Regions from separate parts of the Homo sapiens genome. Here region 2 is linked to region 1. A link is a contact called in ENCODE Hi-C or POLR2A ChIA-PET data. All regions are on one chromosome and are shown on one strand. Each heading gives the region's core, a stretch centred on a gene start or an enhancer-like site at or near the end of the contact. The rest is flanking DNA. Distances are from core to core; before and after follow the strand shown. Region 1 overlaps LOC105370651 (a long non-coding RNA gene). Region 2 has its middle 80 kb from the start of LINC02325.

Region 1 (5,803 bases), core at 1,677-4,176:
TACTGAGTGAAGTGAAAGTCTGCCTTCCTAGGTCTCTAAGGACCACGTGGGGTCTGGCTGAGGCTTGGCATCAGGGCATAGCTGGCTCTTCACAGGGAGATGACCACAGCTGCCCAGGCCATGGTAGGCTGAGAATGAAGGAGGAGGAGCATAGGGACCTTTGTGAGGGCAGGAGGTTTCCGGGTAGAAAGAACAGTGCTAAGTCACTATTGAGGTTGAGGTGCTTCCTCTTTGGGTTGTAAATTCATTCTGCCCTTCCCACTCCCTCAGTGGGATCTGCAACCACAGCAGACCCATGAGGGAAGGAGCAGAGCCCAGTCTGTGCATGTGTGCATGTGTGTGAACATTGAAGTGAGTGGGAGATGGCCATGGTAGTACAGAGAAGTCACAAGAGAATCAGGGAAGAAGGATGGAGAAGGTCAAGCCTCTCCATCCTCGAGGTCAAGGTATGAGAGAGGCAAACAACCAGAGTGTCTGAGAAGGCAGAAGGATGGGTTTCAGTGAATCCTGTGGCATGAAGATTTAGGTTATTAACACGGGGATATGACGGAAGATGGCGCAAGGACAGCTCGGGAGTGAGTTTATGACTCCATGCTTCTGAGACCTGAGCATCCTGCTATGTTCCAGGCACAATGTCAACCCTCTCAGTCATTCATTTATGCCCTAGAATGAGCCTGTAGGCATGGTACTATTGTTATGCCTATTTTACAGTAAACAGAGACACAGAGAGATGAAGAAAATGGACCAAGTTAATAAGTGAAAAAAGGCAGAAATGAACCCAGTTGGGTTGGCTCTGCAGCTTGTCGTTGTAACTGCGATGCCCTGGTGCCTGTCTGTGCTCCGTGTTTCTACCCCACTGCAACTCAATGGGCAAACTGCAGAGACTCCAGTGGCTGTTAAAGTGCAGATACTCCTTTTAAAACTAACCACTTCCCTTTTGCTTTTGACTGAAACTCATTGCAGGACCACAAGCTGAGAGAGGGCAGCAATGGAAACCCAGCCAAACTATTAATGGAAGGCTGGGTCCCATTCTTTATTATCCTTCTGTGGTCTCGTCACCAGCAGGGTGAGCCAAAGCCGAGGGCAAGAACACGCTGGGTGACCTTCCACACCCCAAATGCAAGATCAAGTGCTGTGGAGAAGGAGGTAAGCTGTGGCTCTTCATTAAAGCAAATATCATTAGACATATGTTCAAGATAACAGAGTGTTTTGACCCCAGCAAGCATTTGAACTGCAGTGAAAATTCATTTTCCTTCTCTGAGGGTACAGGAAGCAGAGAATTTTTCCAGGACTAAAGCCACCATTATGAATACGTATTCCTCAATAATGAAACCTGTATTAATAATTGAATTAGTAATTCAACAAATATTTTGGCAGGCCTACTATGTTTTGGGTAGTGTGTGTGTGTGTGTGTGTGTGTGCGCATGCACACCTGCACAGGACATCTTTATAATTTGCTTCTCATCATGTTTTTTCTAGTAACTGCCCAGCTTGACTGTCCATATCTTTACTGTTATTTTAAAATCCACTTTAGTGGTAGAATGTTACTCTGTCCCCTGGCTGTTTTATTGGTCTCGTGTTGGTCATCCAACCCCAAATAAGCCAATCTAAGGCTTATCTAGGAAATTTTGAGACAGAAACTGGGAAATGGGGTACAGTTTTGTTGAGAAAGTCTGGAAGAGAGAAGGGATATGTGAAGACTTTGGCTGAAGTGTTGGCTACCACATTTCTTATCAAGTAGATATGAAAAACAAAAGGAGAGAGGGGAGGGGGCATGAAAGGATGGTGGGAGGGAAGGAGAGAGAGAGAGAGGGAGAGGAAATAAGGGACATGGACAAAAGCTGAGAGGGCCTGAAAGCACCTGACATGAGGATCTTTTTTCTATCCATTCGTGAAGACTACCAGTGTTCCTTTCTTAAGCTCCCTGTGACGTCTCATTATCTTCAGGATAAACTTCCCTTTTTGCTTCATTTATCTAAGTGGAGTTATCAATGCTGCTTCATTGACCTGACCACCAAAGTTGTACCCTAACAAGTCCTCATTAATCCCCACCCATATGCCACTGGCATGCTGGGCACTGAGAATGCCCAGAACTCAGATCCTGCTCCCAAAGCTTCCTAGTCTAGAGAAGGTGATGCTGTTCAGGGATATTAGTTAGCATATGGGGAAAGGATACTCTACTGGAAGACCTCTAGGAAGAGAAGAGTGAATCTTGAGCTGGGCCAGAGTCTGGAGGCCCCTCCCAGACCTCATGCTTCCACTGCGTCTTAGAGGATGTGTCCACTGTCAGCTCAAAGAATCTGTGCAGACCCAGAGGTGCGAAATAGGAAGGCATGAGTCAGTGAGCATGGCTTGGTTTGGCTGTATGGGGGAATTGATGGATTAAGAACGGGTTAGGGCAGGAAGAGAGGCTGGAAGGGAAGTTAGGGGCAGAGTAGGAAGGACCTTCTAGGCCAGTTTAAAGAGTGTGGGCTGGACCTTGGTAAAGCTTGTTAAGCAGGCCCTCCTGTAGAAGTTGCCAGTGATGGTCGCGTTCCATAGCAGACATTCCTGGAGAAAAGGGAAGTTCACTGTAGAACAGTATAGATATTTTCTATTGCCCTAGCTGGAATGAATATTTGATTTGTAGGTTTTCTAAAAGATTCATCTTGAAAAACTTATATAAATATCCTCTTCCTTCTTCTGCATTTGATAAACCAAAAATCTTCAAATTGAAGGATTCTTTATATTTTTTCAAACAGGTATAAACAGGAGAAAAAGCACTGGGTATAACAACCCACAAAAGGTGATGTAAGAATAAATAAGAAGTGAATAGTAATAGTAGCAGCAACAACCGTGGCTGAGTGTTGAGTGTCCGCCATGAGCCAGGGACAGCGCCAAGGGCTGTGTTCAAGAGAAAGGCACAGTAACAAAACCAACTGATGGGGACTGCGAGGGGAGGGGTGGAGAGAGGCTGCCCGGATGCACATCCTGGCTCTGCCCCTTGCTGACAATGTGGGCTTGCATATGTCACATTAGATGGGGGTGTCTATAATAATTTCCTCATAGGGCTGTCAGGAGGATTCAGTGCAATAATTCAAGTTCAGTGCCGGGGACACTGTTAGTGCTCAGGAAGTGTAAATTATTTGTTCCTTAAAATTAAGAAAAAGAGAAATGATTGATAGATAGATAGATAGGACAGAGATAGCTAGAGAGAGAGAGATAAACATTGATATATTTAAAAATACATCTCTCCATCATATTCCAATGCAACTGCAATTCTACACATTTCTTTCATTGCAAAATTCAGTGTGTTTATATGACATGAAATATCAGTTGTAGACCACCTGAGGGGGAAACCAAGAAGGAGAAAAGCTGACAGTGACTCTTCTTGACTGATATTAAGTCTAAAAATGCTGTGATTTATTGACTATTCTTAGTGAGTACAGATGGCTTTGATAAAATGACTTGTATTTTAGTTTATTACTTCAATGAATATATATTGGATAACATTTGGAAAAATAAAATGAATTTTAAAATGTACTTCTCATGTTAATATTTTAGGTATTTTTCTTCTCATTTCTTTTCATACAGTCATTTTACAAAGGATTGTGAATGCACACACACACACACAATTTTGTACCTTTCAATTCCATTTCATTGTTTGATATTCATTTAAAAACTTTGTATACTTTTGTAATAATATGTCAGATATCTGCATATTATGATTTTATATGGATGATACATGATTTACCTACTCTTTGCATTGGATATTTCTGTTGTTTCCAAATGGTAATGATTTTGAATAGACACATGTTCATACCATTAAGAATAACAGGAGATTGTGGTTAACCTACCCCAGTACATTTACAAACACTCAAACCCAGTCCTGGTATCACCAACATCAAAATTGTATTATATGAAGACAATTTTAGGGACAGCTGCAAACACCATAGCAATCCTTGTTTTTGTCCTCCTGAAGGAAGAGAGTACCTAGGCTCTAAGCCACACATATATAGGTTCAGAATCTGCTACTTTCTAGCTGTAGCCTTGGGCTGCTGCTTGACCTCTCTAAGCATTTCCTTTCTCAGCCATAAAACTATAAAATGTGAGTAATATTGCAACCCTCTCCAGGTGATTGTAAAGATTAAATCACATTCCTTTGATCCCTATGCATTCCAAATCCCACCTACATGATATTCATAGTGCTAATCAGGTGTGAGAGCTGAGTCCAAATCTGATTTCTTTCTGCAGACAGAAAACCTTACGCAGGCAGGAGTGATGTCTCCTTTGTACCTTTTGAACTTAGAACGATGACTGTCGTGTAACAGCCACTTGGTGAGCAGTTATTAAACAAATGACTGAGTATCCCCTCAATATGAAAACTTGAAAAAATTTAGTAATCGTTTGATCGTCTCAGGGAATGACACGGTCTTCATTTTCTATGTCCAACACTACAGTTATGCAGGCGACTGAACTTCTATTGCAGAATATTTTCCACTGGAATGTAATTGTATTTATGGAAATTATAATGTATGTTCAGCAAAACAAACCTCGATTCCATTGTCCTACGTGGAATAAGTCTAGAGAACAATAGACTTTCTTAGTGGAATGCACCCTCCCATACATTGCTACAAAATCACAAAGAAAAGGAAAAAAGGGAAAGTGATTTTCCCAACAAAGCGTCTCTACATGTGGGTGGTCAATGATGTTTACCTAAAATGGATTTGTGGCTGAAGAGAAAATTCTGATTTCCCGAAAGGTGAATCTCACTGATGTTGATTACAGAAATAAGTTGTACTGCTTGATGTAAAGGGAGGAAAAAGTAACTTTTTAATTTATCTCTGCCCTATCCAAACAAGGGCCAGGAAAGATTACATGTTTTCCTGTGATTCAGTTCTACAGAGGCAAGAGACTCTATCAATATTGAAGTTGTAAATACCGGAACATTAGATTTGCTTTCTGCCCATGAAAAGCAGATTTTGTTGCTTTTCTCTTCTCTCTGCTGACAACATGCATAAACAGTGGCCCAAAATGTGATTATTCCCTGTGGATGCCCAGGTCCTTCCTGTTGCCTCCCCTCCGCAGTTTGGGGGAAGGGTTGTCAACCCCCGTGAGATGCCGCAACCCGGAAGCAGGTCCTTGTTAATATTTTCCTCATGAAACTTTGAGCATTTAGGCAAAACCAACACAATCGCTTTTTCCCTCCAGATAAATAATTAGATCTCTGAGGCTGCTTATTATCAGAAGCCCCTTATATAAGGAGCAGAGTGATGGTTCTTTCATCATGTCATGTGAGTGGCTGTGACACACACTGGGCACATGTGTGTCCTGACCTGGGCTCCAACAGCATCTGTGGCAGGTAACCCTAGGGTTCCAGAAATAGACTCTGCAGACAGGCAGAATAGGGTGTGGGAAGCATCTTCGTCTCTGCGGAGCCATAGTCTCCTGGTCTGCTAACATCCACCATATGACCCTCTTCGCTGTCTTTTTGTGGGGCCTCAGTGCCATCAGGCTGGGCTGTGAGGACCCTTTTTCTAATCACACAACTCTATACTCACTATTTTCAAACCAAATAATTGGCAAACGTGATTGGTAAAGGCTGAGACCACAGAGCACTCTCTTGAAGTGTAAGTTCACCTTCTCATAAGGAATTTAGTAATTCACAAGCAAAGGGAAGTCAGTAGACAATGGAGAAGCAACTATCAGCCTGTTTCCATGCATTTTTTTCTTTTTACTTTTCAGTCAAAGGGCTTTGTATTATGTGCTAGTATCATTCATACTTAAGCTTCATCATGGCTCAAAACTTTCATCTCTTTTACCT
Region 2 (5,754 bases), core at 2,222-4,721, 330 kb before region 1:
CTTCCTACTGACCTTCCCTGGTCAATTCTCCACTCTGCTGAGTGATTGTTCCATGCTGCAAACCAAATCTACTTTATACCTGTGACCATCTGAGGTCCACAGCAGTAAGTCCAAGGTTAAGTGCCCCAGATAGCAGGCTGGGACTAGCGTGAGGAAAGCAAGCCACTCATCCTGGGTGCAAAATTGAAGACAATACTGAACAACTCGGTCATCAAGGTAAATAATATTTGAATGCTCTTTAAAAAATTCAAAGTTAATGCAAAAAAATCTGTCATGCACAAAAATCCATCGTGCACAAAAGATCAAAATTTTAAATAAATATGGGATCAGAAAAGCTCAGCTATATTGGAGCCCAAGGCAAAGGGAAAAACAAGTGAGACTGAGCCTGTCTTTGTTTAAAATTTTGATCTTTTGTTCACTGTGGATTTTTTGCATTAACTTTGATTTTTTTTAGTGCATTCAAACATTAATCTTGGTTACAGTGTTTTGATGCCCCCTCAAATTCTGCACCCAAGGCAAATGTCTCATCCGCCTCATCATAGTTCTAGACCTGCCAAATGGAATTAGAACCTTCTGCCTCTGCAGTCATATAGTCCTTTGTTCGTTTTGTCCTATGGCACCAGCCGAATTGGATTGCAGGTGCATGTCTCCACCCTTACCCTGGGAGGACAGGACTATTATCTCATTTGCTTGCATCTTCCCACAAGACATCCTCAACAAGTATGAATCATGTTGATTCAAACATGTAGAGTGCAGAGGAGGGATTCAAAGTTTTATCCCAGCCTCATCCCAGCCACTTCTTCTTCTGACCTACTTCCCACTCTCGTTCCCAGCCTCACTGGACTTTTCAGTGTTTCTTGATTTTTCCTAGTGGCAGACTCTTATGTTCTCTTTCTTCTGTTTTCTCACTTTGGAATTCCTTCCCCTTTCTCTCTTGCCATGTATGTGGGTGAAAGCCTGAGGGCTGGTGACAGGTGGCCTGGGGGAGCTCCCCGATTCACTCAGCTTCTGTGTGCCTCAGTTCCCTCACCTGTAAAACGGAGCAAGAACAGTGTCTATCTATGTGGTAGGACTTCTGAGAGTTAAATAAATGAATGTATGTAAAACCTTTAGCACAAAGCTGATGGGCGATAAGTTATAGGAACTAACCAGGTATGATGCAGTAGCTGGGACTAGAACTAGAGGCTGTTTCCACACCTTGGTCTGAAGGGCAAGAGAAGGGAGCACTTTCCCAGACCCAGACAGAGTGCTGTGTGGGGAAGACTGTAGCCGCATATCCAACCCACGGCGTTCTACGGAAGAAGTTCGTTCCCGTCCTTGCCCTGCTTTTGCTCTCACGTCTCTTGCTGTGCCCCCTTAACTAGATCTGGGACCAGGGGCAAGGGTCCTCACACAGGCAATCCGCAGAGGTTAGACTAAGGGGCTCAGTGCTGGGTAAAAAGGGCTGGCCCGTGGATTTGGGGTGGAGGAGGGCAAGAGGAAGAGAGGCAGTCCAGTCGCCTTGCCAGGGAGTCATCAAACATTGTTCCATTAGGTTGATGCAAAAGTAATTGCGAGTTTTGCCATTAAAAGTATTAATAAATGAGACAAAGTAAGTAAGGGGCAATGACTTCGTCTCCTGTATGGCGATCCCAAAAGAACCCGACTTCCTGTGGAGTAGAAACTTCTTTCCATCCCGCCAAGCACTCGCTGGGCCTCTCCACTGGGCAGAGAGGCTGGGGAAAATGTCTGTGGTGCCCTGATTGGTCTGGGGGGACCAATCAGGTCTTGTTTTTCTTGAGAGGAAACTTGTTCCCGGGGGCAGGTTTCCCCAAGCCCTGTCAGCTCTGATGATAAGAGGCTTGTGCGTGCTACTGAATTAGTCTGTGCCTGTCCAACCACCTTTAGCGCACATTAATCACACCCTTTTACTCAAAACAGTACAACTCTGATCTAAACCAATTAAGCCTGTGTTGTTTAGACAAAGAGATTAATATAGCTCCAAAAAGCATAACCTTTGGCCATAGAGGTGTCTTAAGATAATGAGTTTGATTCAGTAAGTTGGCTTTGGGGAAAGGTATATTTTAGAAGAAGATATCTATTTGTAGATTCTAAATCAGCAGGAAAAGAAATGCACCCAGACAAACAAGTCCTAGTTGTACATATGCAGGTATAAAGGAGGTTAAGGGAGTGCGATTTAGAGCTGATGGTTTGGAAATGCAGATCTTTTCTCCCTTGGAAAATCCAGCTGACTCTGACAAAGGAACAAAATACAAAATAAAATCAAGCAAAGGCAATTACAGCTATCGCACAAGTCTAAACTAGATGTTTTATGAAAAGTGTTGCTCAAGGTATAATCCTTTCTGCTCTTAGGGGAATCGAGGAGTGACTTCATGGAGGATATCTAGGAAGAGAGAAGCCACGGCAGTGTGGTGTAATGCAAGGAGCACTGGATAGGAGTACTTTCTGCTAGGTGGTGTTTTTGTTTAATGCTTGAGTGCTCCTATGGGCTACCCATTATGCTGGGTGCTGAGGATGGACTGATGAGTGGATTGTGGTCCCTGCTTTCAAGCAGCTGGCTGTCTCCTGGAGGACAGGAACTCATCAAAAAAATGTCACTGCCTTAGTGAGGCTATGGGCAAGCTGAGCACAGGTGCCTGGGAGCTGAAGGTCAAGACACTAAGTCCACCCCGGGGGACTTCAGCCAAAGCTTCTGAGAACGAGTCAGCTCTGAGCTGAGTCTTAAAAGATACAGAGAAGGTCTTGTGGCAGGAAGGTGTAGAAAGGAATTTTAGGCAGAAAGAGAGTGAGCAAAGGTATGAAACAGCAAGCTGTGAGAGAAATGTCTTAGCCACTCCTCTGAACTCCCAGAGCATAAACTTTGAGATTAGGAATGGTTGAGGACCATGGTCCCTAAATTAAGGTGCTTGGAGACTGTTGTTCAAACCATGAAAATAGGAAGGACTGTAAGCACAGGGCATGGTCAGCATTCTTTCTGAAATCACTGTGGTTACCACCAATTGACAGTGAAGGCCTGGTTACTTCACTTATCAAACTTCAGATTTCTCATCTGAAATGGTTGCGTTGGTTACCCGGGTCTGTGAAAGTCCTTTTCAGCCTATACTAATAATGTTTTTTTATTCTGTGTTTTTCATATTTTGCTATCTCGGATACTTACTGACTCTGGAGAGACTGCCCCTCCTAGGGTTAGTTAAGTCCTAGAGATAGCAAGTAAGTTACCCGTGGAGCAGGCTTTTCATGTGCAAACCAACCAATCGGAGCTCACACTCCCAACCACCTCCTTTATTCAGCGCTTACACTCCTGGTCACTGTTCTCCTGCCCTAATCATCTGGGTGGGTACTAAATAACTAAGGGTAGCCTCCATGCCCCACAGCCCACTTTATTCAAACAAGCCACTTCTAAACCTGTCTAGCCTACCCTGCCATTCTTCCAGAGAACACCACAGTAAAGATTCTTGCCTGTGTTCTCTCCCACCCCTCCTTCCGCCTCCTGACCAGCCCCTGGCTTCCTCTTGGGCCCCCCAACCATGGTGTGGTACCTCCCTTCCTCTTGCGGTCTGTGAGTATAGCAAGCTACCTTTCAACAACAATCATCTCCTGATCTGCTGACCGCGTATATAAATAAGAATAAAACCTGTATGTTCAAACACAGCAGTATTCCTGAATCACAAACGGGGCCCCAGGCTAGGCAAGTGGGGCTGAAATACACCCTTTGGCCAAAACCTGGACTGTGTGTGTCAGCCCAGGAGTGTGTGTTTTTTCAGTTTGCACAAAGGTGCCCTGCAGGCTCGCGTGGCCCCGGGGCAAGTTGTTTCACCTCTTTGAATCTCGGTGTTCTCATTTGCAAAATGGAGCATTGGTCTAAATGTGGAACGTGTTTTCCAGATTTTAGATTCTCTAACCTTCCTTGCTGTGGGACCTTAGACAAATCTGTTCTCCAAGTTCCCCATCTATCAAGCGGGTATAATTTTCCCTATTTCCATCCTTCCTTGTCCTGCAGACACTGAGTGGGAGAAGCTATCTGAAGCTGCTTTGTAAACTATAAAGTCCTGTACCAAGAGGGGTCTGCTATTAGTGGTATTGTTGGGTATGAGCCTGTCCCTGGCTGTAGGTGGGTGAGGCTTTCAGGGCAGTGGTATATGATTTAGCAAATTATCTCTTCAGTGTGCTACAGAGTCCGCCAGGAGTTTGCTCACTGCAGGATGAGGGAACAATAAGGCCTCGCTGTATTCAATAACAGTGGTTTAATTATCATGATTATCTCACATTTGTATAAAGTCTTTGCTTTCAGGATCTCAAAGTACTTTACAAACATTAAGCCTCTTGGTCCCCCCAGGGGAGATACTAAATTGATACATGAGCTTGCAGGTCTCTCCTCTTCCTGGCTCAAATGTGGTTTTCTCCCATCCAGGTGAGGATGAAACAGAATCTCACATCCACTGTGCAATGTTCAACATCAGATGTTTAGGGTGTATGTATAATGGGCCACGCTGAAAAATATTGAGAATGGGAATAGCCACCATTTATTGAGAGACAATTACATACAAGACCAGACCCCAGACCTGCATTAGATTGTGTCATGACAGTAATTACCCCCTCACTGTACAGATGAGGAAACTGCAGTTCAGAGAAGTTGAGTTGCATACCCAAGGTCACACAGCCAGGGAAACTAGACACATGTAGGCGCGACTTGGATACAGATCTGTAGGTCTCTCTGAGACCGAAATCACCACTCTGCACCATACTTAGCTGCCCTCCAGGGCACTGCTTGCTTTGAGTCAATGCCCTTTATTTTGCACTCGTGGAATGTGACTGTGTTTCTCTCACCTTGGCCTTGAGATTCAGCTGAATAGAGTAGGAGGAGGTGACCTTTTCAAGAGGCGGCAGTGAGCAACTCTGTGCTGACTCACCCAGGAGAGCCAGAGACACACCTCTGCCCAACCTCTGCTGCCGATGTTCCAGTTACTATCGGTGTGTACAAGTCATCCCTCACATTAGTCAGATTGCACTGCTATGACAAAACACTATGGACTGGTGGCTTATAAAAAACAGATATTTATTTCTCATAGTTGTGGAGGCTGGAAATTCAAGATCAAGGTGCCAGCATGGGCCAGTTCTAGTGAGGGCTCTCCTTTGGTGTGCGGACTGCCGTCTTCTCATTATAGTCTCACATGTGGGAAAGAGGGCTACAGAGCTCTCCAGGGTCCCTTTATTCAGGGCACTGATCTCATTCATGCGGCTCCATGCTCTTGACCTAATCATTTCCTAAAGGCCCCACTTTCAAATACCAACACCTTGGGGGTTGGAATTTCAATACATGAATTTTGAGGGGGACACTTTCAGCCCATTGGACCTTTAAACTTAGCAGTTTACAGCCACCATTTTATGATGTTCACACATTCTGTTGGTTAAGAATTTGGAAAAGGAGACCAGCTAGGCCAATCTCCCATGGCACAGGATCTCTGAGGCCTCAGCCAGGGAGACTCAAGCAGCAGTGGTGACTCAAAGGCCCAGGTCTGGAATCATCTGGTAGCATCTTCATTCACATCCCTGGTACCTGGGGTTGTTGATGAGATAACATACACACAGCCTCTTCATGTGGCCTGGGCTTCCTCACAGCGTGGCTGCCTAAGGATATTGAGGCTTCTCACATGGCCACTCTGGGCTCCAAGCATGACTGTTCTATAGTGAACAAAGTGGAAGCAATGTGTTTGCTATTATGTTTGTTTGTTCTTGAAGTCACACATGGTCACA

The links. Hi-C counts contacts between places; a loop is a spot of excess contacts on that map. ChIA-PET counts read pairs that join two places held with the same protein, here RNA polymerase II (POLR2A). Pooled maps may share reads with other maps.
Region 2: a loop to region 1 is called in a map of natural killer cell, with 2.6 times the contacts of the local background. The contact joins two enhancer-like sites. A Hi-C loop is called at or near these places in 1 of 168 maps with a recorded cell type or tissue (natural killer cell) and 5 of 50 pooled maps. POLR2A ChIA-PET finds 5 or more read pairs at or near these places in 1 of 52 experiments (activated CD4-positive, alpha-beta T cell).

What each region holds. Positions count from the first base shown.
Region 1 is chr14:97,706,830-97,712,632 of GRCh38, forward strand. LOC105370651 (a long non-coding RNA gene) reads left to right here. Exons shown (of 5, transcript XR_944186.4): 2 at 964-1,146. Among named protein-coding and RNA genes, the nearest start is that of LINC02291, 23 kb to the left of the region's middle. RefSeq lists an enhancer at 5,493-5,803. Within about 2 kb of position 2,927, at least 4 of the 41 ENCODE cell types and tissues checked have a DNase peak (open chromatin) inside an H3K27ac peak, as active enhancers do; they include natural killer cell, where a contact is called at or near this core.
Region 2 is chr14:97,375,885-97,381,638 of GRCh38, forward strand. No RefSeq gene overlaps it. Among named protein-coding and RNA genes, the nearest start is that of LINC02325, 80 kb to the right of the region's middle. RefSeq lists enhancers at 2,922-3,551, 3,384-3,443, 3,534-3,583. Within about 2 kb of position 3,472, at least 3 of the 41 ENCODE cell types and tissues checked have a DNase peak (open chromatin) inside an H3K27ac peak, as active enhancers do; they include natural killer cell, where a contact is called at or near this core.